Linked DNA regions of Homo sapiens: region 2 is linked to region 1. The links are chromatin loops, found by intact Hi-C in ENCODE. Cell type or tissue: B cell. All regions are shown on one strand. Links, peaks and the distances in the headings refer to the core of each region. The heading gives the core; the rest is flanking DNA.

Region 1 (15,290 bases), core at 4,135-12,134:
CAACCACTCGTCTACTTTCTGTCTATGGAAATTTACTTTTTCTAGATATTTTTAATTTTTGTTTTTGTTTTTGTTTTTTCGGACAGGGTCTCACTCTGTTGTCTAGGCTGGAGTGCAACAGCATGATCATGGCTCACTGCAGCCTCAACCTCTTGGGTTCAAGGGATCCTCCTGCCTCAGCCTCCCAAGTAGCCAGGACTACAGGTGCACACCACCATGCCTGCCTAATTTTTAAGTTATTTGTAGAGATGGGGGTCTTGCTATGTTACCCAGGCTGGCCTCAAACTCCTGAGCTCAAGCGACCCTCCCACCTCAGCCTCCCAAAGTACTGGGATAACAGGTGTGAACCACCACACCTAGCCTTTTTCTGGCTATTTAATTTCAATGGGATCATACAGTATGTGGATCAAAAGTATACATCGTTTGTGTCTGGCTTTTTTTACTTTTATTTTTTGAGATGGAGTCTCGCTCTGTTGCCCAGGCTGGAGTGCAGTGGCACGATATTGACTCACCAAAACCTCTGCCTCCTGGCTTCAAACGATTCTCCTGTCTCGGCCTCCCCAGTAGCTGGGATTACAGGCATGCGCCACCATGCCCAGCTAATTTTGTATTTTTAGTAGAGACAGGGTTTCACCATGTTGGCCAGGCTGGTCTTGAACTCCTGACCTTGTGATCTGCCCGCCTCGGCCTCCCAAAGTGCTGGGATTACAGGAGTGAGCCACCGCACCTGGCTGTATCTGGCTTCTTTCGTGGAGCATAATGTCTCGAAGGCTCATCCGAGTTGCAGTGTGTATGAGAACTGCATTCTCTTTACGGCCAAGCAGTGTTCTACAGTGTGGTTACCACACATTGTATCCGTGCACTCATCAGGCGATGGACCAGCCCACGTTCTCTGAGACGGGCTGACTTGGACTCTGAAATGTTAAGCAACTTGCTCTCCAGGAGTCCTGTGAAGAAGTTGCTTCATCCTTTTGAAGTCTGCCCAGGAGCCCTAACTGCTAGACCAGGCTCCCCAGCTGCTGGTCTCATCAGGATAGCAATGGAGAGTTCACTTTTTCCGAGAAGGATGTTTTATGTGTTTACAGGCATTCTGTAGTTATGTTTATTATTTACGGTCAGGTTTAGGGACATAAAATTGCCACTGTATTGTTGGGAGTAAATTTTATTTCCGTGGTTTTAACACACACACACAAATAATAATCATATTAGTAGCTGAATATTGTCATAATTCTGTAGGATATAAATTTTACTGCAATAACAACTATAAAATACCAAGAACCCACTGCAGCAGGATTATTAGGAATAAATGTTACTGCTGCTTCCAAAACACAAACGATCACTCCATTGGCGGCTGCAAAGAGCCCTCACACTGGTGAGTATAAATGTGCTATGTGAGCAACTCTAAAACCCACAATACTCAACCACTGTGGTGGGATGATTGCGAATCCATTTTATGTCTCCAATGAAGACAAAAATAAAATGAATGATGCCTTTTGTAGTTAAATTTTCAATCATCTTGCCGGCAAGAATGTTTTACTGCTACAATTGTAAAACCATAAAATGCAAAAAGAAGAAGCCATTTCAGCCCCAGGAAAGACGAAATGATAAAAATGCACCTTTATCTGTGAGAAATGTATGGTTGGGGCAGGAAAATCGTTCTTATAGACGTGAATTTGGAGGGCCGGGCGTGGTGGCTCACGCCTGTAATCCCAGCACTTTGGGAGGCCGAGGCAGGTGGATCACCTGAGGTCAGGAGTTCGAGACTAGCCCAGCCAACATGGTGAAACCCCGTTGTACTAAAAATACAAAAATTAGCCAGGCGTGGTGGTGCACGGCAGCTACGCGGGAGGCTGAGGCAGGAGAATTGCTTGAACCCAAGAGACAGAGGTTGCTGTGACCTGGGATCATGCCACTGCAATCCAGCCTGGGCATTAAGAGTGAAACTCTGTCTCAAAAAAAAAAAGATGTGAATTTGGAAGAGGGTGGGACTAGGATTGCCAGATAAAACACAGGATGCTCAGTTAAATTTGAATTTCAGAGAAACAACAAATACATTTTTTTTTATTTTTGAGGCACAGTCTCACTCTGTCACTCAAGCTGGAGTGCAGTGACATGATCTTGGCTCACTGCAACCTCCACCTCCTGGGTTCAAGCAATTCTCATGCCTCAGCCCTCTGGTAGCTGGGATTACAGGTGCTCGCCACCAGGCCCGGCTAATTTTTGTATTAGTAGAGATGGGTTTTTGCCATGTTGGCCAGGCTGGTCTCGAACTCCTGACCTCAAGTGATCCACCCACCTCAGCCTCCCAAAGTGCTGGGATTACAGGTGTGAGCCCACACGCCTGGCCAAATACATTTTTTAGAGTAAGTATCTCTCTCATATTGCATGGGATATACTTACACTAAAAATGTATTTGTTATTTCTCTGAAATTCAAATTTAACTAGGTGTCTTGGTTTTTTGTTTGCTTTTTTACTAAATTTGGCCACCTTTGGCTGGCCTGAAGAACAAGGATGGACCATGGACCTCCAAGCCCATCTGTGAACACTTTTTTTGTTTTGTTCTGTTTTTTTTTTTTTTTGAGACGGAGGCTCGCTCTGTCACCAGGCTGGAGTGCAGTGGCGCAGTCTCAGCTCACTGCAACCTCTGCCTCCTGGGTTCAAGCGATTTTTCTGCCTCAGCCTCCGGAGTAGCCACCACACCCAGCTAATTTTTGTATTTTTAGTGGAGATGGGGTTTCATCATGTTGGCCAGGATGATCTCGATATCTTTTTTTTTTTTTTGAAACGGAGTCTCGCTGTGTCGCCCAGGCTGGAGTGCAGTGTCGCAATCTCGGCTCACTGCAAGCTCCACCTCCCGGGTTCACACCATTCTCCTGCCTCAGCCTCCCGAGTAGCTGGGACTACAGGCATCCATCACCATGCCCGGCTAATTTTTTGTATTTTTTTTTTTTTTTTAGTAGAGACGGGGTTTCACCATGTTAGGCAGGATGGTCTCGATCTCCTGACCTCGTGATCCGCCTGCCTTGGCCTCCCGAAGTGCTGGGATTACAGGTGTGAACCACCGTGCCCGGCCTGATCTCGATACCTTGACCTCATGATCCGTCCGCCTTGGCCTCCCAAAGTGCTGGGATTACAGGAGTGAGCCACTGCTCCCGGCCCACTTTTTTTTTTTTTTTTTTTTGAGACAGGGTCTCACTCACTCTGTCACCCAGGTTACATACAGTACAGTGGTGCAGTCATGGTTCACTACCATCTCAACCTCCTGGGCTCAAGTGATCCTCCCACCTCAGCCTCCCAAGCAGCTGGGACTACAGGTGTTCACCACCATGCCCAGCCACAAGTAAACTCTTACAGTGAAGAACTGCTGGGATCCCAGGGGTTATTTGGAGGCTTAGAGCTAGCCAGGCAGGGCGCTTTTGGTCTCAGGTGGCTGAACTTGTCCCTAAGGCTTTAGGCGAGGTATGGTGGGGAGCTCAGGAGCTGCTGCCACAGCCTTGGCAGGGACCATTGAAGCGCAAAGGCACAACGAGTGGCGCTGACCGGGATTCACACCCACGTGCACGTCAGCCTCACACTATGCTACTAAGTCGGGGGTGGTGCTGCTGATTCACAGCAGGAGAGTAGAAGGAGCTGGTCCTGGGCCACACAGCCAAACAGAGACCTGCGAGAGCTTTAAAGCCCCCAGTCCCTTCCCCTGGGCTGCAGGGTGAGGCCCTGACCAGGTCTGTAGAGGGCAACTGCATTCGGGGCTCCAGAGTGTGCTAACTTGGGAGGCTACACCTTCTGTCCTTAAAAGCTTTACAGAAGGCCTGGCTTCCCGACCTTCGCCCCAGGTACCCGAGAGTGAAAATCAGCCCCAAGTCTTAAAGAGCCAGGGCTTGTTTTGGAGTAAAAACTGCACGATTCAGTTTTGATCGCCCACTTACTCCTAGGCCTAGTAGCAAATGGATTTCAGCTGCTGCCAAAAAAAAAACATCCACCTTCACAGAAGAGCGGCTTTGCCCCTTCCTCCCCCACCAGAAAACCAATAAGAACAGGAGGCAGTGAGGAGAGGTGAACTCCAGGGAACCCCTGGAATAGGCTCAACCCCTAGCGGGGCCTCCACGGGTGAGGACCTCCGTTCCCATGATTGTTACATAAACCTCTAGGCCCCATCACAGCCCCACCTTGTAGTTTCGCTGAGTTTGGGTGGTGGGTTTTGGGGGGTTGCCCTGAAGGAGAACACCACAGACCCCTGGGTCTGCAGAGCACCCAGAAGATGCCCTCCCCCACTCTGTCCCCACTCCCAGCCTCCCCAACACAGGTACCCAGGCACCAAAACACATATAGCTTTTCCTTAATGCAAATTAGATGGAAATATAACAGCATTCCCAAAATACACTGTTGGGGCTCAGAAAATATGGCGCCTTGACAAGAAGGGGCCCCAAGGTCTCTCTGACCTACCTCCAGCCCCATGTCTTCCCAAAGCACAGGATGAGGCTGTTCTCGGACTTTCCTTAACTACCTAGAAACCAGACTGGCCAAGAGGAACACAATTGCCTTCCCTGAAATGTTATTAACCGGAGAAGATTAAAACTCACATCACAAAGGAAGAGGCTGCAATGAACCACCACACCTAGAGCCCAGACCAACTTCCTCCCAAACCATTGTCTGTTCTTTGGTCCTATTTGATTCCCAAAGAGAATTATTCACTAACCATTGTCTGAGCAAGGGGCCCATTCATTTCATTTCCCCCCAAAAATCATTGACTTTGCCTCAAAGAGGTGGTTTCCCACCACCTCTTCTCCCATGAGGAAGGGCATGGCAGGTTCTGGACCCCTCTGGATTACTGGGTAATCACGTCCGGGGAGTCCTGTGCTATGCAGTTACAGTAAATTTTGTGAGCCTTTTCTCCTATGAATCTGCCTTTTGTCCGCTGATTTTTCGGCGAAGCTTCAGAGGGCAAAGGGCAGCTTTCTCTTCCTAACCCAGAATCCGACCACTTCTCAGCCCTTCCACTGCCACCCCTGGCCGCAGCCCCTGGCATCTCCTGCCCGGGGAACTTGGTTCCCTCCGTGCTCTGCCTGTTTCCACCACAACCTCCCCAGGGCACCTGGGTTGATGTTGCAGGGCCCCCTCCCACTACATGGCCCCTGCACAGACCATACTCTTCCCAAGGCCCAGGGCTCCCTGTGCCTGGCTCCAGCCTCCTTATGGTTTCTGGAACATACACCGGTGTGTCCTCCTTGCTCATCCTGACTTGTCACCTGTATCTTTCTCTCCCTACTGGAGCCCTGCAAAGCAGGCATTTTCATCTGCTGGGATATCCCCAGCCCCTGGAACAGCCCAGGCTCATAATAGACACCGAGTTTGCAGAATAAGTGAATGAATGGGAGACTGAAGGAGTGAGCTTGCTTGTACACAACCACCTCTCAGAACACACATGCATCTGTCTGCACCGGTCTGTCATTTTGAATTCTGGGGCAGGGAGGAGTGCCATTGATTTGCTTCATTCATTCGCCTGGTGGTGTGTGTCCCTCCCTTTTGACTATAGCTTACCTGGCATGCACCTTCTTCCTCACTGCCCCAAGGCCTGACCTGGAGTCCGGCCTGCCATAGGCGCCCCTGCATTCCTGCTGATGACCAGAGGGCTTCAGTGGTCTTGCCTGGAGAGAGTGACCAGTTGTGGTTGGGTCTCATTTGCATGTGCTTTGCATAATGCTTTGCATAACCTCCTACAAGCCACATTGAGCAGGGAAGGTGGGGTGCAGAGAGGACTGGCCCTGGGGCCCCCTGAGAGCTGACCCCTGCAGCAGATGTTCTGGGGTTTGGGGCTCCTTGGGGACCAGCTCCACCTGGTGCCAGTCTCCCCAGGCCAGGTTAGGGGTGCAGATCTGGACACAGTGAGGGTGAGGGTACAGGCTTCCCTCGCCAGACGCGGCTTCTCCCTTCCTCTCCCTGGGAAAGGGGAGGCCTCACTGCAAGCCCCAGGAACCTGCCCCAAGGCCCTCCGAAGTTCAGGCCCTGCCTCCCTGCACTGAAGAGGCTGGGGTTGGGGGGCAAGTGTCACCCACGCCTCAGAGTGAGCCCTAGATCTGAGGAGAGACAAGATGGGGAGGAGGGGAAGGGGGTCAGCTCAGAGGGCAGCCCTGCCCACTCTGCCATGTCCCAGCTTTCAGACGTGGCTGAGAGGACATGAGATGCCCCGCTCCCCGGAGCGGGTCACAGAACTCGGGGTAAGTTTCTGGTCTGCCTACCTGGCAGATGCCCCTAGAGAGTGGCCTCCCCAACAGCACCGACCACCCCAGGGCAGGTGGGGAGCAGCGTCCCCCACCCCATGACCCCGGCCAGCCTGGCCACCCTGCTGGGCCACATGGTGCCACAGGTCAGCAGGGGTCTTCAGGCCATGTGAGGAAGGTGTCTGGGCTGGTGGCCAGGCTGGGTGGGAGGGGTGGGGGCAGGTGGAGCTGGGTGGGTGATTGGGTGACCTCGACCCCTCAGCAGGCTGCACCAACCCTGGCTGGAGCTGCCACTGGCCTCAGCTTCCCTTCTCAGCAACTGTGACCTCAAGCAGCTGCTGCACCTGTTGGGTGTGGGTGAGCCCGGCTCTTCTTTCCCTTCCAGGGGAGGAGTCAGCCCAGGAGTCAACTACGAGGTCGGGGAGGGGATTAAGGAGCTGAGAACAGGAGACAGCAGAGGGGACAGGCTGTCTTCAAGCACAGCTGGCACCTGGGGAAAGCCGCCTCCTCCCTCCCACTGCCCCCACCCCCGCTTGTTACTGGAAATGAGGAGAGCCTCCCAGGTCCCAGCAGAGCTGCTGCTGGTAAGTCCCTTCCCCAGCGGCCCCTCCACCCCTCACAGGCCCAGCTGTGCCAGCCCAGCCTGGGCCCTACTCCCGGCTCCTGCTTTAGGTGGTCTCCTGTGGCCTGAGGCCCTGGGGGTGGGCAGGGGTAGGCACCCAGGCCCAGAGGCTCTGCGCCTGTCTCCAGGCTTCCCTGCTGCCTGGGCTCTGTGGTGGGAGGCGGGGTTGCAGGTGAGGGGAGTCCTCCGTAATCAACCCCGGTTTATAGGAATTGGGGCCCCAGTGCCCAGACTCATGGGCCTCCAGGGGAGCAGGTGGGAGGCTCTGCCCAGCCCACCTCCCTCTGAGTATGGATCTGAGGTCACACACACCTGGCTGGAAGTGACTTATCCTGTGAACCTCAGCGTCCTTACCTGTAAAAGGTAACAAAATTCTCTCTTCCTCCAAGTGGCTGAGAAAGGTAGAAAAACAGAGTAAGAGCAGCTGGTCCCAGCCCCGTGAGCACCGGCCGGGACCCCTCGGGTGGGATCCCATCGTACCATCTCTGCCCATGATCCAAGGAGACCATTTCAGAGAGGCTGAACAACATGCCGGGCTCAGGGCACGGGGCAGGCTTTAGTTTTGCCACAGCCAGCCGGCTGGTGAGCAGGGGCGGGGCAGCCGTGGGCCTGGAGAGTGGGGGCGACTTCTTCCTACCCCCTCCCAGAAGGAGAAAGCCCACATTTTTAGGTACCACAGCAGCCCTTTTGGGCAACAGGCTTCCCCTTTTTTTTTTTTTTTGGAGACAGAGTCTTGCCCTGTCGCCCAGGCTGGAGTGCAGTGGTGTGATCTCGGCTGACTGCAACCTCCGCCTCCCAGGTTCAAGCAATTCTCCTGCCTCAGTCTCCCGAGTAGATGGGATTACGCCCACCACCATGCCCGGCTAATTTTTGTATTTTTAGTAGAGACGACAGGGTTCCACCATGTTGGCCAGACTGGTCTGGAACTCCTGACCTCAGATGATCCACCCACCTTGGCCTCCCAAAGTGCTGGGATTACAGGTGTGAGCCACTGTACCCGACCCTCTTTTTTTAAAAAAACCTTTTAAGTTCAGGGGTCCACGTGCAGGTTTGTTATATAGGTAAGCCCGTGACATTGGGGTTTGTTGTACAGATTATTTCAGCACGCAGGTACTAAGTCTAGTACGCATTAGTTATTTTTCCTGATCCTCTTCCTCCTCCCAGCCTCCACCCTCTGATAGGATCCAGGGTCGGCTGGTCTATTCTATGCAGATTCTTAGAAATATCAACTGAGACCGGGTGCGGTGGCTCATTCCTGTAATCCCAGCACTTTGGGAGGCCGAGGTGGGCGGATCACCTGAGGTCAGGAGTTTGAGACCAGCCTGGCCAACATGGCAAAACCCCGTCTCTACTAAAAATAACAAAATTAGCTGGGCATGGTGGCACCTGTAATCCCAGCTACTCAGGAGGCTGAGGCAGGAGAATTGCTTGAACCTGGGAGGCGGAGGTTGCAGTGAGCCGAGATCGCACCACTGCACTCCAGCCTGGGTGACAGAGCAAGACTCCATCTCAAAAAAAAAAAAAAAAAAAAAAAGATAAATACCCCTGATGGAATGCAAGGGGAAAGTTCCGCCCTTAGCCCATCAATCCTGGCAGGTGCTCCACCCTCCCACCTGGGGACCCAGGTGGCAACCGGCAGAGCGAGCTCAGAAACTCCACGTCAAGGTAGCAAAGCAGCATCCGCCTGGGTCCCCTAAGGGAGTAGGGCTGCATAGACCGGGTGCACCCGCCCTGGGCTGTTACAGAAGGAGAAATAAACTTCTCCACAAGCCACAGCTGCTATTGTTGGCTACCGTGCTGCAGCTGCTGAGCTGGTATGTGTCTTTGTGTGACTGGCTGATTTCACTTAGTGTGATGTCTCCAAGGTTCATCCACATGATAGCATAGGTCAGAATTTCCTTCCTTTGTTAAGGCTGAATAATATTCCACAGTATGGATAGACCATAGTTTGTTTATCCATTCATGTATCCATGGACACTAGGGTTGCTTCTATCTTTTGGCTATTGCAAATGAATAATGCTGCTATGAACGCGGGTGAACATATCTCTTTGAGTTCTGCAGCTGCTGAGCCTACCTGAACTAGCGCCAGTTACAAGAAACAGAAACTCACCTCAAACCAGCCGAAGTCAAATGGAGCCTGAAATGCAAACTAAAACCACAAGACGACGCCACTCAATACCTATTAGGACGGCTACTATTTTTTTTAAAAAAAAAACAACAGAAAATAACAAGTGTTGGTGAAGATGTGGAGAAATTGGAATCCTGTGCACTCAATTTTTTTTTTTGAGGTGGAGTCTCACTGTCATCCAGGCTGGAGTGCAGTGGCACTATCTCGGCCCACCACAACCTCCACCTCCTGGATTCAAGCGATTCTCGTGCCTCAGCCTCCTGAGTAGCTGGGATTACAGGCATGCTTCACCATGGCCCGACTAATTTTTATATTTTTAGTAGAGACGGGGTTTCACCATGTTGGCCAGGCCGGTCTCAAACTCCTGACCTCAAGTGATCCACCCGCCATGGCCTCCCAAAGTGCTGGGATTACAGGTGTGAGCCACAGCGCTTGGCCCTGTGCACTCAATTTTGGTGGGAATGGAAAATGGTACAATTGCTGTGGAAAACAGTGTGGTGAGATGCTCCAAAAATTAAACATAGAATTAGCGTATAACCCAGCACTTCCACTCCTGTATCTATCCCCAAAAGAATTAAAAGCAGAGACTCAGAGATATGTTCACCCACGTTCATAGCAGCATTATTCATTTGCAATAGCCAGAAGATAGAAGCAACCCTAGTATCCATGGATGCATGAATGGATAAACAAACTATGGTCTATCCATACGGTGGAATATTATTCAGCCTTAAAAAGGAAGGAAATTCTGACCTATGCTATCACGTGGATGCACCTTGAAGACATCACACTAAATGAAATCAGCCAGTCACACAAAGACACATACCGTGTGATTCCACTCATGTGAGATTGTTAGATTTATAGAGACAGAAAATAGCATGGTGGTTGCCAGGGGTTGGGGTCCAGGGGAATGGGGAGCTAGTGTTAATTAATGGGGACAGTTTCAGTTTGGGAAGATTAGAATGTTCAGGAGCTGGAGAGCAACTGTGCAACAGTGGTAATTACTTAATGCCACTGAACTGTACACTTGAAAATGGTTAAAATGGTAAATTTTGTTATGTGTGTATATATACATATATCTTTACATAAATTATTTGTTTTACATATGGGAAAAAAAAGTTTAAAAAATACACTTTACCAAGGGAAAAAAAACAGGTTAGACAAATATGGGAAAATAATAATAATTGTGGAATCTGGGTGATGTTCTATGGGGATTCATTACACCCTTCTGCCTATTTTTATTTATTTTTACTTATTTATTTTTTTGAGATGGAGTCTCGCTCTGTCGCCCAGGCTGGAGTGCAGTGGCGCTATCTCGGCTCACTGCAAGCTCTGCCTCCTGGGTTCACGCCATTCTCCTGCCTCAGCCTCTCGAGTAGCTGGGACTACAGGCGCCCGCCACCAAACCCGGCTAATTTTTTTTGTATTTTTAGTAGAGATGGGGTTTCACCATGTTAGCCAGGATGGTCTCGATCTCCTGACCTCGTGATCTACCTGCCTCTGCCTCCCAAAGTGCTGGGATTACAGGCGTGAGCCACCGTGCCCGGCCCCTTCTGCCTATTTTTAAAAAAATATTTTCATGGTCCTGGTGCAGTGGCTTACGCCCATAATCCCAGCACTTTAGGAGGCCGAGGTGGGCAGATCACCTGAGTCCAGGAGTTTGAGACCAGCCTAGCCAACATGGCAAAACCCCGTATCTACTAAAAATACAAAAATTAGCTGGGCGTGGTGGCAGAAGCCTGTAGTCCCAGCTACTCGGGGGGGCTGAAGCAAGAGAATTGCTTAAACCCGAGAGGTGGAGGTTGCAGTGAGCTGAGATCACACCACTGCACTTCAGCCAGCCTGGGCGACAGAACAAGACTCGGTCTCAAAAAAAAATTTTTTTTTTCATAATAAAAACTAAAAACAAATAAGGGGAGGATGGAATGATCAGTCCTGCTTCTTCACTCCCTTGTAGTAGAATTATGCATTCACATCCTTGACTTGGGGCATAGCTATGGGACTTGCTTTGATCAGTGGGATGTCAGGGGATATGGAGTGAGTAGACTTGAACTGTGCTTGCACAATGAACTTGCTCTCTTTCACTGCTGAAGTCACCCTGGAAGGAACACGCCTCAGGTAGCTTGCTGGGCCGAGGTTGATAAGAAACATGTGAAGCAAACCTGGACCCAACTCACAGCCCAGACGCCAGCCAGCTAATCCAAGCCTGGATCTGGTGAACCCCCACAGACCCACAGAGATGTGAGCAAAACAAATGCTTATTGTAGAATGCCACCAGGATTGCGGGGCTGCTTGTTACACAGCCTGATTATGGCACTCACTAACTGATATAGGGAGTTTCTCAGGAAACCCAAGAGAAGCCACTAGTCAGTATTGTGACTGACAGTGGCACTCTGGTTAACCTATGCAGAAAAGGAATTCAGTGGGGGTAACCGTTAGCATAGAATGGGCTGCATAGGGTATCGAGGCTGGATACTCACTGCATGCTGTGACACAGTGCTGTCTGGCTCTACCACAACCCTTGGGAACAATCCTAAATTACTCTTTTTTTATTTTTTATTTTTTTTTGAGACAGAGTCTTGCTGTGTCGCCCAGGCTGGAGTGCAGTGACCTGATCTTGGCTCACTGCAACCTCCACCTCCCAGGTTCAAGCGATTCTCCTGTCTCAGCCTCCCGAGTAGCTGGGATTATAGGTGTGCACCACCACACCTGACTAATTTTTGCATTTTTAGTAGACACAGGGTTTCACCATATTGGCCAGGCTTGTCTCAAACTCCTGGTCTCCAGTGATCCACCTGCCTCGGCCTCCCAAAATGCTGGGGTTACAGGCGCAAGCCACCACACCTGGCCCCTAAATTACTCTTGAACTTGGCATCTCATCTTCACGATTAAACATTCAGGTGGAAGCATTTAATGTAATCATTTTGGTCACATTCCCAGGAGTCAGTTTTCAGAGCCTGGGAAAGGGAGCAGGGACCCCCAGGACCCTACCTCCAACGTAGAAAGGGTATTTGGACACCAGGCAACCAAAAGGGCAAATGGCTACCACTGGCAGGAATGCAGGAGGGGCTGAAGACAGGTGTGAGCTCTCGGCAGGAGTTGGGGGGCCTGATCCTACCTCCTGCTGTTCCCCCATGTCCCCTCTGTTTTGAACTCAGAGCTTCGGACAAGAGCCCCCTCCTGCTGTCTGAAGGGCACCAGTGTGGCTGCCCGCTGCTCCCAGGTTCCACGTGCCTAGCTTCAGCCACCTGGAGGGAGACTGATTCCTCTTCCTCATTCCAGTTCTCATTTCTGGAGCCAAGTGAACGCCATTCGGAGAAATGTCCCTCGGCTTCCACTGTCTCCAGGCAAAGGGTAGGAAGGAGTGGTTCCCAGAGGCCGAGATGAGGACTCAGATGAAGCCACAGGTGTCTGCAGCTGTGTGGAGCTCTGGCAGATGCAGGCGGAGACTTGCCTCTGACATAGGGAGTTGTTGACGTCCCAGCTAAGTCAGCTGAGAACAGAAAGCCAGTGACGCAAACAACTCCAACCCACGGGACGGCTCGGGGGCTGGGGTGAGGCATGCAGAGTACACCTGACTGATCCCAGTGCAACTCACAGGGCGGCTGGAGGGTTATCCCAGCCCAACTCTAGGACAGCTGGAGGGCTGGGGAAAGGCATGCAGAGTATGCCAACCAATCCCAGCCCTGGACAGAGAGGCATGGAGAGGGCTATTGTGATACCCAACCTTGTTTTAACCTGAATTGACTCTCCCTTAGCTGAGAGAGCCAGACAGACTCCATCTTGGCTCCTTCACTTACAGCCCCTTACCCACCCCCTTCCTCAAGGACTTAACTTGTGCAAGCAGACTGCCAGCACATCCAAGGATGCAATTAACTGATAAGATACTGTGGCAAGTTATATCCGCAGTTCCTAGGAATTCGCCCGGTTGATAGCACCCAGAGTCCCCGCGTTTGTATCCGGTTGATAACACTCAAAGCCCCGCGTCTATCACCTTGTAATACATTTAAAGCCCCTGCACCTGGAACTGTTTGCTTTCCCGTAACCATTTATCCTTTTAACTTTTTTGTCTGCTTTGCTTCTGTAAGATTGTTTTAACTAGACTCCCCCCACCGCCCCTTTCTAAAACAAAGTATAAAAGAAAATCTAGCCCCTTCTTTGGGGTGGAGAGAATTTTGAGCACTAGCCTGAATTCGTCTCAGAGAGTGGCGTTTCTCTACAACTCGCTTGATCACAACTCTGTGAGGGAGGCAGATAGAGGAAGGAACACCCACGCCCCCAACTGCACTGTCCCCCACCCCCATGTTCTGCAGGTGCCTCCCACTGTGGGCTCCACAGAGGCAGAGGATGAGGGAGCCACTGATACCTCCCTGTAAGGCAGCCTCCCTGAGCGAGCAGGAGCAGGTCAGGGGTGAGTGTGGAATGATGACAGCCCAGGGCATCCTAGGCCCCCGGGGCAAGAGCAAGCTCCCTGTGCTTCCTGACCCCCGCCTCATTTGCAGATACATGTGCTCATGTCGGGAGATACCTGGAGTCATCTCAACTCCTGTCCCCCATTCCGCAGGTCCACAAGTCACCAGGTTCCATTCCCCTTCCCCTCCACATATCTCAGAGCTGTCACAGACTCTCCATGCCCCATTTCAGGGGTCTTGGCCCAGGCCTTGTCATGCCTTATCTGGACCAAGAGCAATGGTCCCCAACCAGCTCCACCCAGGTACCCCCTGCCCCGCCCATGTCCCCCACAGTTGCACCATGCCTGCTGGCACCTGCCCTCTCTTCACTGGTGCTCCAGCAGCTGCAGAGGCAGGGCTGAACCCTGGGCCCGCTCTCAGGGCCCCCACCTCCTGCTCATCCTCCACATGGCCCAAGCCCTTCATGACTGTTTGCCTCTTGCCCACATCTTCCATGTTGACGTCGCCTGGGACTGGAGGATGCATCAGAGCACGGATCCTTGAGCCAGCTTAAAAACGGTGTGTGAGGCCGGGCACGGTGGCTCACGCCTGTAATCCCAGCACTTTGGGAGGCCGAGGTGAGTGGATCACCTGAGGTCAGGAGCTTAAGACCAGCCTGGCCAACATGGTGAAATCCCATCTCTACTAAAAATACAAAAATTAGCCAGGTGTGGTGGCACATGCCTGTAATCCCAGCTACTCGGGAGGCTAAGGCAGGAGAATCGCTTGAACCTGGGAGGCAGAGGTTGCAGTGAGCCAAGATTGCGCCATTGCACTCCAGCCTGGGCAACTGAGAGAGATTCTATCTCAAAAAAACAAACAAACAAACCCGATGTGTGAGTCTAACTTTGCCACTCAGCTTCCTCACATTCATTTCCTTCATTCACTCATTCATTCAATCAACAAAGCTTTATCTGTGCCAGGTTCTGCCCTGAGGCTCTGCAGACCCAGCTGGGGAACAAGCCCACCCCCTGTCTTCACAGGGTCTACAGGAGTTAGTGCATGCAGTGTGCTTAGGACAGGGCCTGCTGGAGGAATGTTTACTACTACTATTAATGACTGGTACCCGGGGCTAGTGATCCAGCATTTCCTGCCTAGCGCCTTGTCCATTCCATGAGAACCGGCCCTCCTCAGCCTCACCAGGGACATCGACATGTCTGACCCCCTGCAGCCTGCAGGCAAGAACGCTTTCGTCTTTTCCTGTCACTCCCTAGTTCCCGAAAAGGGGCTGGGGCTCAGGCGGTGGGGTGGGCTGGACTGAAGGAGCCCAGGACCAGAGTCTATCCTGCAAGGGAACTGCTCCCAAGACTGAGCCACACCCACCCCCACTCCTGGAGAGGCCCCCATCTTGCCTCTTAGAAGACAGAGCAGAGTTGAGTCTAAGGGGTGCTGCCCCCCCTCCCCATACCAGAAATCAGGACAGAACCACAGCAGGGTGCCAAGTTGGGGCTCAGCTCCCCCACTTCCTCCTGAGCAGGAGAGAGCAGGTACTAGGCAAAGGCCGAGCCCCTGGTCCCGCTGAGCAGCCATGGGTGTGAATTGAATGTCTGGTGCGGCCCCAGCCGGCAAACGGGCCCCACGCAGGCTTCCATCCTCCATCATCTGCAGCAAAGCGTTTCCAGTCAATAAGCTGGCTAATTAATTCTCTTCAAAGACCTCTCAATTATTCATCCTGGGCTACAGAGAGAACAATTACAGCATCTCCTTGCTCACTCTGGCTGCAGAAGTGAGGCTGGGCCTGGGCCACGGAGCCCCCTGAGCCCCTGCAGCCTGGGGTGTCCCCAGGGGCCCCTCCACCTGGCAGAGGCAGCAGGACAGAACCTTCTAGGGGGATCCTCTTCCCCAAGCTTGGAAGCAGCCCAGATCATTATCCC
Region 2 (15,290 bases), core at 4,190-12,189, 66 kb before region 1:
CCTGGAAGGAAGGCTGCGCTGCAGGCTGGAACACTGGGTTGTAGGCTTCAGGCTTTTTTTCAGAAAAGAAATTAGGGTTCTGAATGCTAAGACGTTGGGCTCTTCCAGTTAACACCATCACTGCCGGTATTCACAGCACTATTCAGGCCCAGCCTCAGGAAGAGACTGCAAACCCAGATATAAAAAATAAAAATAAATAAAAAACAGCCAGGCGTGAGCCACCGCGCCCGGCTCAAAAAAAAAAATTTAAAAAAAAATAACAAAAAAAATAAAAAACAGAATGCAAGCTCATTATTTACATTACACAAGACGATATATTTCCTCTCTTTCACCTCCCCTCCCCCAAATCTCCAATCATAGTATTTTCCTACAGAAAATGTTATTTAGCGCCTGTAATGTACAGAATGTTGAAGGTACAGACATGAAAAATTAAATCCGGCTGGGCATGGTGGCTCACGCCTGTAATCCCAGCACTTTGGGAGGCCGAGGTGGACGGATCACTCGAGGTCAGGAGTTTGAGACCAGCCTGGCCAACATGGCAAAACCCCATCTCTACAAAAAATACAAAAATTAGCCGGGTGTGGTGGCGGCGCCTGTAATCCCAGCTACTCGGGAGGCTGAGGCAGGAGAATCGCTTGAACCCAGAAGGCAGAAGTTGCAGAGAGCCCAGATGGTGCCACTGCACTCCAGCCTGAGTCACAGAGTGACACACCAAGAAAGAAAGAGAGAGAGAAAGGAAGGAAGGAAGGAAGGAAGAAGGGAGGAAGAGAAGGGAAGGAAGGAGAAAGAGAGAGAAAGAAAATAAAGTGAAAAAAAAAAAACTGAATCCATGAGGACCTGGGTCCTCCAGGAGGTGTCTGTGCTGCACAACTCCAGGGGGTGCTGTTTATATCATGATATGCTCTTTGTAGATGTTGTCCTATGAGGCCATGTGAGAGAGGTGGAGCTGCAGTGTTCCTAAACTTTAGGGTGTATCAGCAGCACCTGATGTTTGCCTGACCCAGGTGTCACCTGGGACCCAGGTGCCCCAGGTGATACCAACATAGGTGGAAACACGGCTCTGGCCACCATGCCTGTTGCTGGACAAAAATAACAATCAGGAAATATTCCAGGCTTCAAGAGACTCACAGTCTGAAAGGGGAACCAGATGTGAAAACCAAGAAGTATCCTAAAAAGGAATGGGTGTAAAAATAAAGTGGTAGACAGGGTACAGCTGGGGGTGCCCAGGAGGAAATGACCTCTAGTGGCTTCCCAGAAGAGGTGATGCGTAAGTTAAGGTGAAACAGCAGGTGTTCCTTCCACAGGCTTGGGAGAATGGGGCATTCTCAGAAACAGGGAAATAGCCCGGAAAAGGGAAACTTTGGGGAACTTCAAGAAGTTTGGTATGTCCCCATGGGCCCATCCATGCCAGACTCATCTTCTAAAAATATTGCTTTCATGATGTCATGCACACAGGCAGCCCATCCCTGTAGGATCTATACTGGTTCCCCCTGGCATTTTCCACTAAGCTGGGTTTCCAAAACCCTTCAACTGTAGCCCCAGTGGGAAGTTTACTCTGCCCCCACTCCACCCCACGCTAGGAGGCAAACTTCTTCCCATCAGGGTGGTCTTCTTCCCTGCCCACCATATTCATCACTTCCCTGCTCACTTGGGATTAGGAGCCCATGTTGGGGTTAGCCCTTCTTCCCAGCCAGCCCCTCCAATTCTCTCTTCTAGTTCTCCCTCTCTGCTGAGGATTTCTCCCTTCCTGCCTCCTCCCTGAAGCCTCCCACACCCTGGAGACCTCTCCTCCCTCCAAATGCATATTATATGTACAGCCTGCACCACTCATTCATCACCCGGTCACATGACTGTCCCCGTCCAAACTGGACTGTGAACTCTCAGATGGAAGAAATTCGCTCTTATTCATCCAATGATTATTAATATATATATATATTTTGAGACAGAGTCTCACTGTGTCGCCCAGGCTGGAGTGCAGTGGCATGATCTTGGCTCACTGCAACTTCTGCCTCCCAGGCTCAAGCAATTCACCTGCCTCAGCCTCCCGAGTAGCTGGGACTACCGCCATGTGCCACCAGGCCCGGCTAATTTTTGTACTTTTAGTAGAGATGGGGTTTGACCATGGTGGCCAGGCCGGTCTTGAACTCTTGGCCTCAGGTGATCCACCCACCTCAGCCTCCCAAAGTGCTGGGAACACAGGTCTGAGCCACCGTGCCCTGCCCAATGATTATTAATTGAATGCCAACTCCGTACCAGGCCCTATATCTTCTGCTTTTTTATGTTCCTCACAAAATCTAGCAGAATGGGTGATGCTTGCTGGAAACTCATCAAACACTGGCTCTGTGGCTGTACAAAAGACAAAATGTTCTTTAAATAATGGGGTTCCTGGATCATTAAAATATCACTTAATTCATAACTTTTTTTTTTTTTTTTTTTTGAGACGGATGGTCTCGCTCTGTCACCAGGCTGGAGTGCAGGAGTGCAATGGCGCAATCTCGGCTCACTGCAACCTCCGCCTCCCGGGTTCAAGTGATTCTCCTGCCTCAGCCTCCTGAGTAGCTGGGACTACAGGCGTGTGCCACCGTGCTCAGCTAATTTTTTTGGTATTTTTAGTAGAGATGGGGTTTCCCCATGTCGGCCAGGTTGGTCTCGATCTCTCGACCTTGTGATCCACCCGCCTTGACCTCCCAAAGTGCTGGGATTACAGGTGTGAGCCACAGCGCCCGGCATCATTCACAACTTTTACTTCCAGAAGCAAACAGGCATCTTTTATTTTTAGTACCATGTGTTTGCATAAATAGCACTTTTGTTTTTTCAAAATGCATTTTAATAGGTGATCTCATTCCGTCCTTCCTCCATGCCTCAGATGTAAGGCAGGTAAAATAAAATATACCACACTTTCCAGATGAGTAAACTAAGCTGTAGAGGAGTTTAGGCTTGCCTCAGATCACAGATAAGCAGTGAGAGAAGCAGAAACGGACCACCTCTCAGCTGATGTCAAATCCAGTGCCCTCTCCACTGTTACTTGCTTAAGTACTGCCCCTCCTACGTGTGAGAACCCTCCCCAGTGCCAGGACCTCTGCTTGGCAGCTACTGTGAAGGCTCCCCCAGGGATCTAAATGACAGCTAGGTCCACTCTTGGCTCTCATCAGAGTCCAGGTCAGCCTGGGGAACAGTCCTGGGCTGCCATTCCGTCCACCCAGACCCTGGGGGGTTGCAGGGAACACCAGAGTCCTCCCAGCTCCTAGCAGGTGGGGAGCCCCAGGTGTTCAGGGCTAGTGCTCCCAATGGATATACAATTCCCAAGGCAACCCCAGCAAGATCTCTGGCCAGCCCAATGTCCAAGGTTTGGCCCGAAGCCTCAGAGAACGCCAGATCCCTCTAACCCATCCGTTCTGGAAACTTGGTGAAGGTGGAGGAGATGACCTCTCTGTTTCCTCCTGTTGTAGAATTCTATGAAAAGGAGGCCGGAGGGACAGGAGCTGGCACCAGGAGGAAGGCAGGCTGATTTTCAAGAGTGGTCCTCTAGCTATTCACTGCCTTTTTTAGTGTCCCTTGGCCACCTGGTGAAAGTAGGCAAGAGGATGTGGTAGAAAGGCTACCCAGAAGAACTCAGAGACCGCCGGCACTGCACAATGCTGGGGGAGGGACAGTGAGGGCTATGGAGCCCTCACTTTGGGGCTTCCCCACCAGACCCCTCAGGCCATCACAGGGCTGGCGCTTGGCTGAGAACTCAGTAAGGACCCTGACCAGGCTCCAGCCAGAGTCCTGGAGTGGAGGGGAGGAGCCCAGGAGAGCAGCCCAGACCCTCCCTCGGGCACCCTTCCAGGCCTCTCCAGTCTAAGAGAAGGAGCTGAGAAGGTCAGCAAACTGGCCCAGCTGCAGCAAGAGACCTTGTGCCCACACCAGGATGGAAACAGAGCTGGTCAGACCTGAGTGGGGGAGGAGAGAGGCCTTCACCTGGGGCCCTGGGGCCCTGGGACCATCAGGCCAGGCTCTGTGGCTGGAAGGAGAGATGCCTGGAGAGGAGTCAATTAAAAGAGCCACCTCTGTAATCCCAGCACTTTGGGAGGCCAAGGTGGGGGGGATCACCTGAGGTCAGGAGTTCAAGACCAGCCTGGCCAACATGGTGAAACCCCATCTCTACTAAAAATACAAAAAAAATTAACTGTTTGTGGTGGTGCATGCCTATAGTCCCAGCTACTTGGGAGACTGAGGCAGGAGAATCGCTTGAAGCTGGGTCGCAGAGGTTGCAATGAGCCGAGATCACTCCACTGCACTCCAGCGTGGTGACAGAGCAAGACTCTAGAAAGAGAGAGAGAAAGAAAGAAAGAGAGAGAGAAAGAAAGAAGAAAAAGAAAGAAAGGAAGGAAGAAGGAAAGGAAGGAAAGAAAAGAAAGAAGAAAGGGAAGGAAGGAAGGAAGAAAGGAAGGAAAGAAAGGAAAGAGAAAGGAAAGAAAGGAAAGAAAGGAAAGGAAGAGAAAGGAAGAGAAAGAAGGAAAGAAAGAAAGGAAAGGAAAGAAAGAGCCAGAGGCCAGGTAGAGGCTGCAGCACCCTCCGCAGGACGCGGCCAGAGATGACTGGAGGACCTCCCAGATGCACAGGGTGTATACACGTTGCTGCATGCACACACCACTCTGCGCATTCTGAGTGCCATGCGTAAAGGTGACGGTTAACACTATCCTGGGGATGTGCACCGGGCACCATCCTTCTGTGGAGCGATGAGTGATAGTGAATCACCCCAGACCAGGTTCCCACTGTGAGCAAAACAGCCAAGCAGGAGACCAACCAAGTAGGATTCAGGGTTCCAAGCTTTCCTCCAGTAGGACAAAGCTGGCCCAGATCAGGATCAAACAGTAATCTTGGCCCTAGAGGCAGGATTCTAGCAACTGAGTCAGCCTGCCCAGAATGTGGGTGCAACTCTGCTTTCTGCTCTCAGGTGTCCCCCTTGCTGGTCTTGAGGGTTCTATGGGAAATAGAAGAGAACTGCATGAGAATGCTATTGGCCTTGATATCTCCATGTCTGTGGAGTAAGAATAAGACAGGTCACCATCCTGAAGCCCTCTCCTTGGCCCCAGCTATGAAAGAAAGAGTTCTCTCGCCCAGCGGGTTTTATTTATTTCACAACACTTTTATGGCTGTGCTTCCAGTGTGCCAAGCACTATTCTAAGCACCTGAAACGTACTGACCCATGGAGGTCTCCAGCAACTCCATGAGTTACGTACTATTCTTGTCCCTATTTTCTCAGTGGGTGAAACTGCAAAACAGGGATGTAATGTAACTTGCCCAAGGTCACACAGCTCACCAGGAGTAGAGCTGGGATCCAAACCTAGGCAGCAGGGCTCCAACGCCCCTGCCTGTGGCCAGGGCCCTCGCTGTGCCTCTTGGCCCAGCCCCACCAAGGCACTGGACATGGGCACTGGAGCCCTGGATCAGGAGAGGACAAGTGGTAAGGGCAGGGTGTGGGAAAGCTGGGCTCCAGTTCCAGATCACTGCTGCTGCCTATGACCCTGGGCAGGCACCCAACCGCCCTGCCTTGTTCCTAATCTATACACGGGGATTTCAATAAAACCTGCTTTAGGCACTGTGGTGAGGATGAGACGAGACCATATCTTGAGTTTGTTATTATTAACAGGGTCTCCCTGGGACCCAGCAAGATTCAGACCCTTCTCATTCATCCGACATCCAAGCTCACCCGCTCTTGTGGGGGGGAATAGGTAGCCGCTTCTTCCAAGGCTCAGCCACTAGGTCTCCGGCTTCCTGTCCGGGTGCGAGGAGGAAGTTGAGGAAGCATTCCTTCCTGTCCCTCCTTGGTCTCTTCCAAGTCTTTTCTTTACGTGCCTCATGCATTTCCCTCTTGTTTTTCCCAGCTGCCCTGTGTTTGACATTTGGTGATTGTATTCCTTTCCTGGGACAGCCGTAACAAAACGCCACAAACTCAGCAGCTTCAAACAACCAAAATGGATTCTCTCACAGCTCTGGAGGCCAGAAGGCCAACACTCAAGGTGTACTGGGACCGTGCTCCCTCTGAAGCCCCCAGGGAAGAATGACTTCCTTGCCCCTGCCAGCTCCTGGTGGTGGCCGGCGGTCCTGCTCGCTCCTTGGCTTGTAGACACATCTCTCCCATCTCTGCCTCCACCACCGCGTGGCCTTCTCTGTGTGTCTGTGTCCAGATTTCCCTCATATAAGGGCATCAGTCATTGGACTGGGGCCATCCTCATACAACATGCTGTTAGCCTTGATCTCCCCAGGCCTGTGGAGTACATCTTAATTACATCTGCAAAGACCCTCTTTCCAAACAAAGTCACATTTGTAGGTTCCATGCAGACATGAATTTGGTGGGGGGGGACGCCATTCGACCCAGTACAGTGGTCCTGTAGGATCTCACATTGAGAACGTTCTTTCTTTCCTTTCGTCTTCCAAGAAAAGCCTAAGAGAGGTCCACTTCCTTGCTGTTGGGTAGAGGGACAAGTGAAATGCCACTTTATGCTCTGCTAAAGACGCCCTGAGCACTGAAGACAGGCTGGAAAGACGCCCAGGGATGGAGCCCAGCAGATGGCCTGGCCACCAGCAGGGCTCAGACGCAGGCTGTGTAGCCAGGGGCGTTCCTCCCCTCTGAGCTACCTGGCGTGGCCTGGCGTGCCCCAGACATTGCCTCACTTAGCTGCGGGATGCTTCCTGCGTTTCTCTGGTGAAGAGCTTCAGTCTTTACAACCTCAGATGACCCCTCACACAAGAAACATCATGCTCTAGAAAGCTTATTTTGAGCTTCCACAGGCAAGGGGGGTGGGAGGTGGAACCGTGGAGCTGGATGTGGGAAGTAGGGACAGTGCCACAGTTCCTTGGCAGCGTCACCTAGGGGAAAGTTGAGGTGATGCCCAAGAGCCAGCCAGCTCTTTCCAAAGCCCTGGAGTATCTGATGGGGAGGTGGAGACCCCATCTCTCAGAAGCTCCTTTCTTTTTTTTTTTTTTTTTTGAAATGGAGTCTCACTCTGTCGCCCAGGCTGGAGTGCAATGGCACGATCTTGGCTCACTGCAACCTCCGCCTCCCGGGTTCAAGCGATTCTCCTGCCTCAGCCTCCCGAGTAGCTGGGATTACAGGTGCCTGCCACCATGCCCGGCTAATTTTGTATTTTTAGTAGAGATGGGGTTTCTCCATGTTGGTCAGGCTGGTCTTGAACTCCCACCCTCAGGTGGTTCGCTCGCCTCAGCCTCCCAAAGTGCTGGGATTACAGGCATGAGCCACCACGCCCAGATAGAAGCTCCTTGCAAATCCATCCACCTGGTTGGAGAGCTGGGCCTTTCATCTGCACTCTTAGTCACTGCACCCTCATCATCGTCAGGCAGCGTGATACAGAAAGCCCTGTCTGGTCTTCAGTAGCTGAAGGGAAGGTTCTCAGCTACTCTCCAAGCCCTCGCCAATCAGGGTCTGCAGTCCCAGCTCTGGGCAGCAGGTAAACGTCTTTCCCGGAGCAGCTCTCTGGGGCACCCAGGTCGGACTTGCAGAGCCTGAGAAAGGAGAGAGGGAGGATGCCAAGAAGGCATGGGGTTATGCCCTTACCTGAACCACAGGAAGGGGACCGCCCTGCCCCAGCATACCGGCAGCTGCTCTTCCAGGGACAGGAAGTCAGCTGAGTACCGAGCAAGCCGCATGCCCATGTGGCTGGGGGGTGGGGGCACCTGGGCAGTCAGCTGGGCCATCCACCACTCTTCCGGGCCACACTGGTTCCCACGCTCATAGGCCAGATGGAGTGGGGATCGGGAGCCAGCGGGGAAACCCAGTTTGCATCCCAGGACTCTAAATCCGCTCCCCATCTGTACAATGGGGATAACAACAGTTCCCGTTTTCTTGGGTGGTTGTGACAGTTCAGTGAGCAAACGCCCATATGGCGTAGTACATGGTGAGTGCTCAGTCAACACTGGCGGCTCTGATGCCCTCCAAAAGGGGCTGAGCCCCTGGACAGCCTTTTTTTTTTCTTGTAAATAACCTGGCATTTAGGTAGTGGCCCAACCTGCTTAGGGAAGAGGAGCCACCTTCCAGGCAGCCTCATCTGGTCTACTAGCTGTCTCAGGAAATCAGTGACAGCACAGCCCCTCCGCCCCCCAGTACACACACACTGGGCCCTGGCAACGGGAGGCAAGTTCTCTCTGAGTCCTCCCTACACCAGGGGCCTCTCTGGCCGGGCAGCCCAACCACAGGACAATCAGGCTTTGGGCCAGGAAGTTACAGTAAGTCAGGCCCGCCCTTCCCCACATGGGGTACCGCTGCTTCCCTGGTCCCAAGCCTCGGCTCCCCTAGAGGAAGAGAAGGGGGATCAAGACCCCTTCTCAACCCTCCCCCACCCCACTGTGCTCTGAATCCCACCCCAAGGACATGCTGGTCTTTCCAGAGATTTTCAGAGGCTGCCTCTTGCTGGCAACTTAGCAGCCCCAGCTGCACAGGGCAGCTGAAGCCGCAACTGAATTTGGGAGGAGAGGCTGACTCACCCCAGCCAGGCTGGGCCTCCGCTAATATTCTTGGGTCGCAGCCTGGGATTCCTGCAGGTTCCGACAATAGGCTGGACCATCCTCTTGTAGGAGGCGGGGTTCAAAGTAACCCCAAGCGCGGGGAGGGGAGCTCTGGCAGGGGCGTCCATGTGTCCAGGACTCTAGGCCTGGGGGTTGGGGGTGACATCGGCACGCCCCCCTCCCCAGGCCTGATGCAGGAGGAAGGAGGTGTGGGACAGGGAAAGAGGACCGCGTTTGGAGTGCACACGGCACATTACATAATTATTCTATTTTAATATAACAAGCCTGGATGGTAGCTATGACTAATCTCTAGTTAATAGGTGAGGAAACCGAGGCCGGGAGAGGTTAAGGAGTTAGGGGTGGGTGGAGGGCCGGTGAGGGGTGGCGGCTGTGACGGGCAGAGCGTGAGGCCAGGCCCCTTGGAAACTCCCCCTCAGCCTCCGTGTCCACCTAAGCTACCAGTGCGGGGCCTGCGGCTGCGGCCCGTGGGCTGTGCAGGCTCAGAGCCCCGGGACCCGCAGGCCCCAGGCCTGCATGTGTGAGCGCAGGAGGCGGGGAGGCAGACACCGCATTTCCACAGGACCCTGCGGGATCAGGGCGCAGACCGGGCGGCGGGGTCCCTCGGGGCCTCCCCTGGCCCCAGCACCTCCCGCCCGCCGCCGCGGGGTTCTTCCAGTCCATGCCAACCTGGCTCGAGCAGGACAAGGTGATCGAGGCTCAGCGGCCCCTGGTCCCCCAGCCCCACGCCCGGCCCGTGGCCATGGCAACCGCTGCGCTGTGGCTCCCTCGCCGGGCAACGGAGAGAGGGGAAGGGAACGCGCCCGGCCGCGCCGCCGGCTGCGAATTCCTCAGGCCTTCCATCAGCCCCGCCGGCCCCGACGGGCTTCCTCGCGGGCTGTGAGGTCAGCGCCCGGCTCCACCCGCCTCGGGCTGGCCCCGCGCCCGGGATCCCGGTCCCGGCCCCGCGCCCCGCCCCCACCCCGCCCGCGGACCCGCCCACCCGGGTCCTCGCGTCCCAGGGCCGGGCCCGCACCCCGCAGCCCCTCCCGGTCCACGCGCGGGCCCCGGCTCCCCGGCGAGTCCTGCAGCTGGGGCGGCCCCTGGCGCCCGCCACCCGGCCGAGCCCTATTTCGGGCGCTGGCGCTGCGGGCCGGGGCAGCCCTGCCCGGAAGGGAGGCTATTCTGGGCCGGGCCGCCCGAGCAGCTGCGGCCCCGGGCTTCCCGGCAGGGTGTGCGGCGCGGGACCGAGGGCACACCAGGGCAGGGCTCCCCTCCCTCCCCAGCGCCGCACCTTCCTCCCAGGCCGCGCCTAGCTCTCTCGCCTTTTTGGCCAGACCCAGGTCCTTCCTTAGGCCAGGAACATTCCCTAGTGCCAGGTCGCTGAGAATGTCCAGAGGCTAAGGCCATCCGGTGCCCTACCCCAGTGCCCTCCGGGCAGGTGCCTTGCCCTGAGCCTGTCCGCCCTGGGCCCCACTTCCTTCTTTTTCTTGATTTATTTTATTTTATTTTATTTATTATTTTTTTTTTAGACAGGGCCTCGCTCTGTTGCCCAGGCTGGAGTGCAGTGGCACTATCTCAGCTCACTGCAACCTCTACCTCCCCGGTTCAGGCGATTCTCCTGCCTCAGCTTCCCGGGTAGCTGGGACTACAGGCACGCGCCACCATACCTGGCTAGTTTTTGTATTTTTAGTAGAGATGGGGTTTCACCATGTTGACCAGGGTAGGGTGGTTTCGAACTCCTGACCTCAAGTGATCGGCCTGCCTCGGCCTCCCAAAGTGCTGGGATTACAGGCATGAGCCACCGCGCCCGGCCCCCACTTCCTTTCTAGGGTGGTCTTCCCAACACCCTGTGCTGACCTGGGTTCAGCCCTTGTCCCCATGTGCTACTTCTCTGCCCATCCTAACTCTAACGACCTTCCTGCCATGGGTCCATTTGGTCTGTGTTGAATCCGCAGTGCCCAGCACAGGATGGCTGCTTCCAAAATGGGTGTGTCATGAAAGCTGTTAAACCATCACATTCAGTATCACATTGCGGACACCAGCCCCTAAGGGGCTTTTTACATACAACCAGCAAACCCATATGAGGACTAGAGGTCCAGCTGCCCTCTTGCCCCCTTGCCCCACCAGAGTGAGTGACCACATCCACGGGTGGTGGCGGCTTGGTGGAAGAAGCTGTGGGTACTTGCATACGTGGCCCTGGTCGCCTTGGGTTCACCCTGTAACCTTAGGACCATATGCTGAACTCCTAGGGGCCACACTTTGCAGTCTGGCCCACATCAATGATTGCAAGGAGACAAAATATGTGCTGCACCATGAGAATGCAGGTCGCCCACATTTCACCCACAATCCAACCCACATCTCTCCCTCCCAAGCAAAAGATCTCCCTGGGATGGTGTCTGAGGATGCTCGGGGGAGAGGAGGAGGGCAGCTGACGCCCATCCATGCCCACTCTCTGCCAGGTGTTTTACATATGTCATGTTATTTAGCCTGGCCTCTCAAACTTTCACGTCAGCACCAATCACCTGGATCTTGTTAAACTGCAGACTGATTCATCTGGCTGGGGTGGGCCATGAGATGCTGCATTTCTGAGCAGCTCTAGGTAGACTCTATCTTGCCAGGACTCTGCCACACTGGAACTGGGAGGGGGAATCCACACAGCAGTTCTCTGAGCTCATCTGCCTGGTTTTCAAACGAAGAATCTGAGGTTTAGAGTCATTAAGAAGCTTGTTGAGCAGTCAGGCCAGCACCCTGACTGACTGGCCACAGAGAATGTCCCCCAGATCCTAAACCCACTCTCTATGACCCCAGAGAGTCTTCCCCAGGCAGTTTACACCCCTTAGCTTCCTTTTGTTTTTGAGGCAGGGTCTCCTTCTGTCACCCAGGCTGGAGTGCAGTGGCATGATCATAGCTCATTGCAGCCCCTGCCCCCTAGGCTCAATGGATCCTCCTGCCGCAACCTCCTGAATAGCTGGGACTACAGGCATGTGCCACCACACCTGGCTAATTTTTCTATTTTTTTGTAGAGACGGTGGGGGTGGGGGGGGGGTCTCCCTATGTTGCTTACACTGGTCTCGAACTCCTGGGCTCAAGCCATCCTCCCGCCTTAGCCTCCTAAAGTGCTGTGATTACAGGCATGAGCCACTGTGCCCAGTCATCCTTCCTTTTTAAAGAAAGTTGACTGAGCGAGGTGGCTGTTGCCTGTAATTTCAGCACTTTGGGAGGCAGAGGTGGGAGGATCACATGAAGCCATGAGTTTGAGACCAGTCTGGCCAACATGGTGAAACCCCATCTCTACTAAAAATACAAAAATTAGCCAGGCATGGTGGGGTCCACCTGTAGTCCCAGCTACTCAGGAGGCTGAGGCATGAGAATTGCTTGAACCCAGGAGGCAGAGGTTGCAGTAAGCTGAGATCGTGCCACTGCACTCCAGCCTGGGTGACAGAGTGAGACTCCATCTCAAAAAAAAAAAAAAAAAAAGTTATCACACTAATACATTGTATTACATGTGTACTAAATATATAGCTATCCTCAAGGAAAATTAATAAAATATTGAACTCATCCCCATGCCCAGTCCAACTAACTCAGTTCACTGCCCAGAAAAATAAATATTATCCACAAGTGGCTACTAATTCTTTAATTAACTAGATAGCTGAATTGAATAGTTTTATTTATAACTTGGATTATTGCTGTAGAATACGGGTTAAAAGGTTTGGCAAGAGCTACCCAAACTTGGGATGGAAATCTGCTGAGAGGAGCCTAGTCTGCTGAGAGAGAGAGAAAGAAAGTACCATTCAAATATGAGCCCAGGGAGAGGCAGGAAACCACTTTCTCCCCAGGACTCTGTACTACAATCTTTCAGGGCGTGCTGGACAGGTGAGGGGAAACCTAAACGCGCCAATGCCCTCCTTCATGAATAAGTAACAGCCGCCCAGTGCTTTGACTCATTCGTCAATAGAGAGTTCACTTCCTGACAAAGAAGCCAGCGCCTTCACACTCACATGTAAGTGACGGAGTAATCAATTGACGATTAATTACAGAGGAAGTTACCAGGAATATAGAATTGCTCTATCAAAATTCAGCGGCTAAGGCAGTATTTTTCAGGTGTGCTTCTGTTATGGAGATCAGACCTGCAGCTGAAATAAACCAGAGTGGTGGTGTTTCCTGAAAGAATATGTCTGCTCAATCTTGGGGGGCTTCCAGTTGGGGGGGGGAGCCTGGGAAGACTGGGTCAGATCCTGGTGTCATCATCCTCCGACTAGGCTGTCATTGTGTCATCTGTAAAACGAGGATGCTGACCTCTACAGAGGGCTCTGGTGAGGTCCCTGGGTTCCTGGCCTGACACATAGTGGGGGCTCAACTGGAGATTCTTCCTTCTCCTGTCACCTGCTCACCAGCACCCCCCTCTGACTGCCCCCAAACCCACTCCTCAATTCTGGAGTTGAAAGGAACCTTACAAGGCTGGTTTCTTTTACAGATGGGTACTTTGACAGACTTGGGTAATTGGGTAAAAGTCAGAGATCTCAATTTCTTTTTTAAGAGACAGGGTCAGCTGGACATGGTGGCTCATGCTTGTAATCCCAGGAATTTGGGAGGCTGAGGCAGGTGGATCACCTGTTCAAGACCAGCCTGGCCAACATGGTGAAACCCCATCTCTACTAAAATTACAAAAATTAGCCAGGCGTGGTGGCTTGCATCTGTAGTCCCAGCCACTGGGGAGATCTGAGGCAGGAGAATTGCTTGAACCCGGGAGGCGGAAGTTGCAGTGAGCCAAGATTGAGCCACTGCACTCCAGCCTGGGCGACAGAGCAAGACTCCATCTCAAGCAAAAAAGAGACAGGGTCTCACTTTGTCACCCAGGCTGGAGTGCAATGGTGTGATCATAGCTCACTGCAGTCTCAACCTCCTGAGTTCAAGTGATCCCCCAACCTCAGCCTCTCAAGTAGCTAGAACCACAGGTGTGCACTACCACGCCTGGCTGATTTTAATTTTTTTGCAGAGACGGGGGTCTCACTATGTTGCCCAGGCTGGTCTTGAACTCCTGGCCTTAAGTGATCCTCCGGCTTCGGCCTTCTGAAGTGCTGGGATTACAGGCATGAGCCACTGCACCCACCCAGTGATCTCATTTCTGAACAGGGAAGGGGCAGAGGGCCCACACAGGGAGTAGGGTTGGGGTAGAGTGAGAAGGGAAAGGAGAAGGGGAAGGTGACTGGGAATTCTCACCCATTCTCACTTCTGCTTTGTGGGTTAGAAACACTGAGCTGCCTCATCCTCCTGTCTCTGAACTTCCTTCACAGCCCATTGGGCCATTTGCATATGTCTCGTTGAAATTCCGGATCACGGCGTCACTGCCTCCTCCCCATGGCCCCCAGAGGGTGACCGGAGCATCACTAGGAGCCAAAGAATGGGGATGAGCAGTGCGGGGTAGTGTTGACCGCCCCAACTTTCCCATGGTGACTCACTCTTATTCAATAGACAGACCATTTTCCTAGAATGTTGCAACAGGGGTATTAGGGTTTTTCCAGAGCTTTCCACTCTCGATTACCCAACCCTGAGCCCCTCGCGTGGAACTCGAGGTGATCCCCGCTAGTGAGGGCTGGACATTTGCCTCTGGCCTTGGCATCCCCTTCATCTTGAACTTTCTCAAGGGGCAGAGCCAGCCTCCCGAGATGGGTTCTGTGCACCCCGGTTGTGCCCGCAGTAGGCTCCTGGACTGTTTTTCTTTCTTAATACATATTTGTTTAATGGATGGGATGACTGGAAATTACTTATCCCTGACGAAGAAACAGGAAGGCAAACAGTTTTACATTTCTTTTTACAAAAACTGTCTTGAGTTTTACCCTGTTCGTCTTTCTTCACTTTAGATTGTGAAGTTTCCAACTCTAACTCCTAAAAATCTTAGTGGAGAGATTCTAAACCCTTCGAGGGTGAGATCAAATCTCCTTCCTCCTTTCTCTCCCCAATCCCTGGTTCATAGTTATGTACTAGGTGCTTAATAGATCTTATTGTATTGGATTATTTTAAAAGTCATTATTTTATACAAAAGATTAGCTGTGCATAGTGGTGGGCGCCTGTAATCCCAGCTATTTGGGAGGCTGAAGCAGGAGAATCACTTGAACCCAAGAGGAGGAGGTTGCAGTGAGCCTGAGATCATGCCATTACGCTCCAGCCTGAGCAACAGAGTGAGACTCCATCTCAAAAAGAAAAAAAAAAAAGTTATTATTTTAAAAGTCAGCCGCTTATAGAGTCAGGCGTGTTAGGTATCATCAATGAAGCCTGGGCTGAGTTCAGGAATCCCGAACCTGTTTGGGTGCATTTGAGCTGATTGCCTTGTCAAAAAGTTCAGTAATGGCTCTGGCAAACTATGGCTTTGCGAGAGTTGGTGGAGGGGATTATAATGGTCTTTATTCCAAGGGAAAGTCTACTGCTTGAGCAGGGCACACCGGCTGGTGCCTGTAGTTCCAGGTACTCAGGAGGCCGAGGCAGGAGGATCACTTGAGCCCAGGACTTCAAGGCTGCAGTGAGTGAGCTACGATCAAGTCAATCCACTGTAGCCTGGGTGACAGAGCCAGACCCTGTCTCTCTGTCTTTCTCTCTCTTTTTTTGGGGGGGTGGGGCGGGATGGGATCTGGCTCTGTAGCCCAGGCTGGAGTGCAGTGGCAGGATCTCGGCTCACTACAACCTCCATCTCCCGATGGCGGTCTGGCCAGATGGGGTCTGGCTTTGTCACCCAGGCTGGAGTGCAGTGGCTTCATCTCTACTCACTGCAACCTCCATCAAGTGGT

The links. Hi-C counts contacts between places; a loop is a spot of excess contacts. Peaks named below come from ENCODE experiments on the same cell type or tissue, not always from the same donor. Only the 100,000 strongest peaks of a DNase experiment are listed, where the experiment ranks them.
Region 2: a loop joins it to region 1, with 4 times the contacts of the local background. A loop is called at or near these places in 6 of 110 quality-filtered maps.

What each region holds. Positions count from the first base shown.
Region 1 is chr17:78,269,956-78,285,245 of GRCh38, reverse strand. LINC01993 (long intergenic non-protein coding RNA 1993) reads left to right here and starts at 6,754. Exons shown (of 7, transcript NR_073178.1): 1 at 6,754-6,802; 2 at 13,279-13,994; 3 at 14,400-14,594. RefSeq lists enhancers at 6,221-7,054, 7,055-7,888, 8,450-8,499, 8,730-8,999, 12,325-13,014 and 1 more. In B cell, for the core only: no CTCF peak of the experiment used is centred there; DNase peaks (open chromatin) are centred at 6,579, 8,805 and 8,915; H3K27ac peaks cover 386 bases; H3K27me3 peaks cover 1,268 bases.
Region 2 is chr17:78,336,184-78,351,473 of GRCh38, reverse strand. LOC105371912 (a long non-coding RNA gene) reads right to left here. Exons shown (of 2, transcript NR_188632.1): 2 at 5,097-7,509. LOC124904064 (a long non-coding RNA gene) reads left to right here. Exons shown (of 2, transcript XR_007065920.1): 2 at 1-206. Among named protein-coding and RNA genes, the nearest start is that of SOCS3, 16 kb to the left of the region's middle. RefSeq lists silencers at 3,001-3,060, 9,239-9,348, 9,559-9,818, 12,382-12,491 and enhancers at 6,156-6,660, 8,687-9,192. In B cell, for the core only: no CTCF peak of the experiment used is centred there; DNase peaks (open chromatin) are centred at 7,783, 9,193, 9,713, 10,885 and 1 weaker place; H3K4me3 peaks cover 2,839 bases; H3K27ac peaks cover 2,365 bases.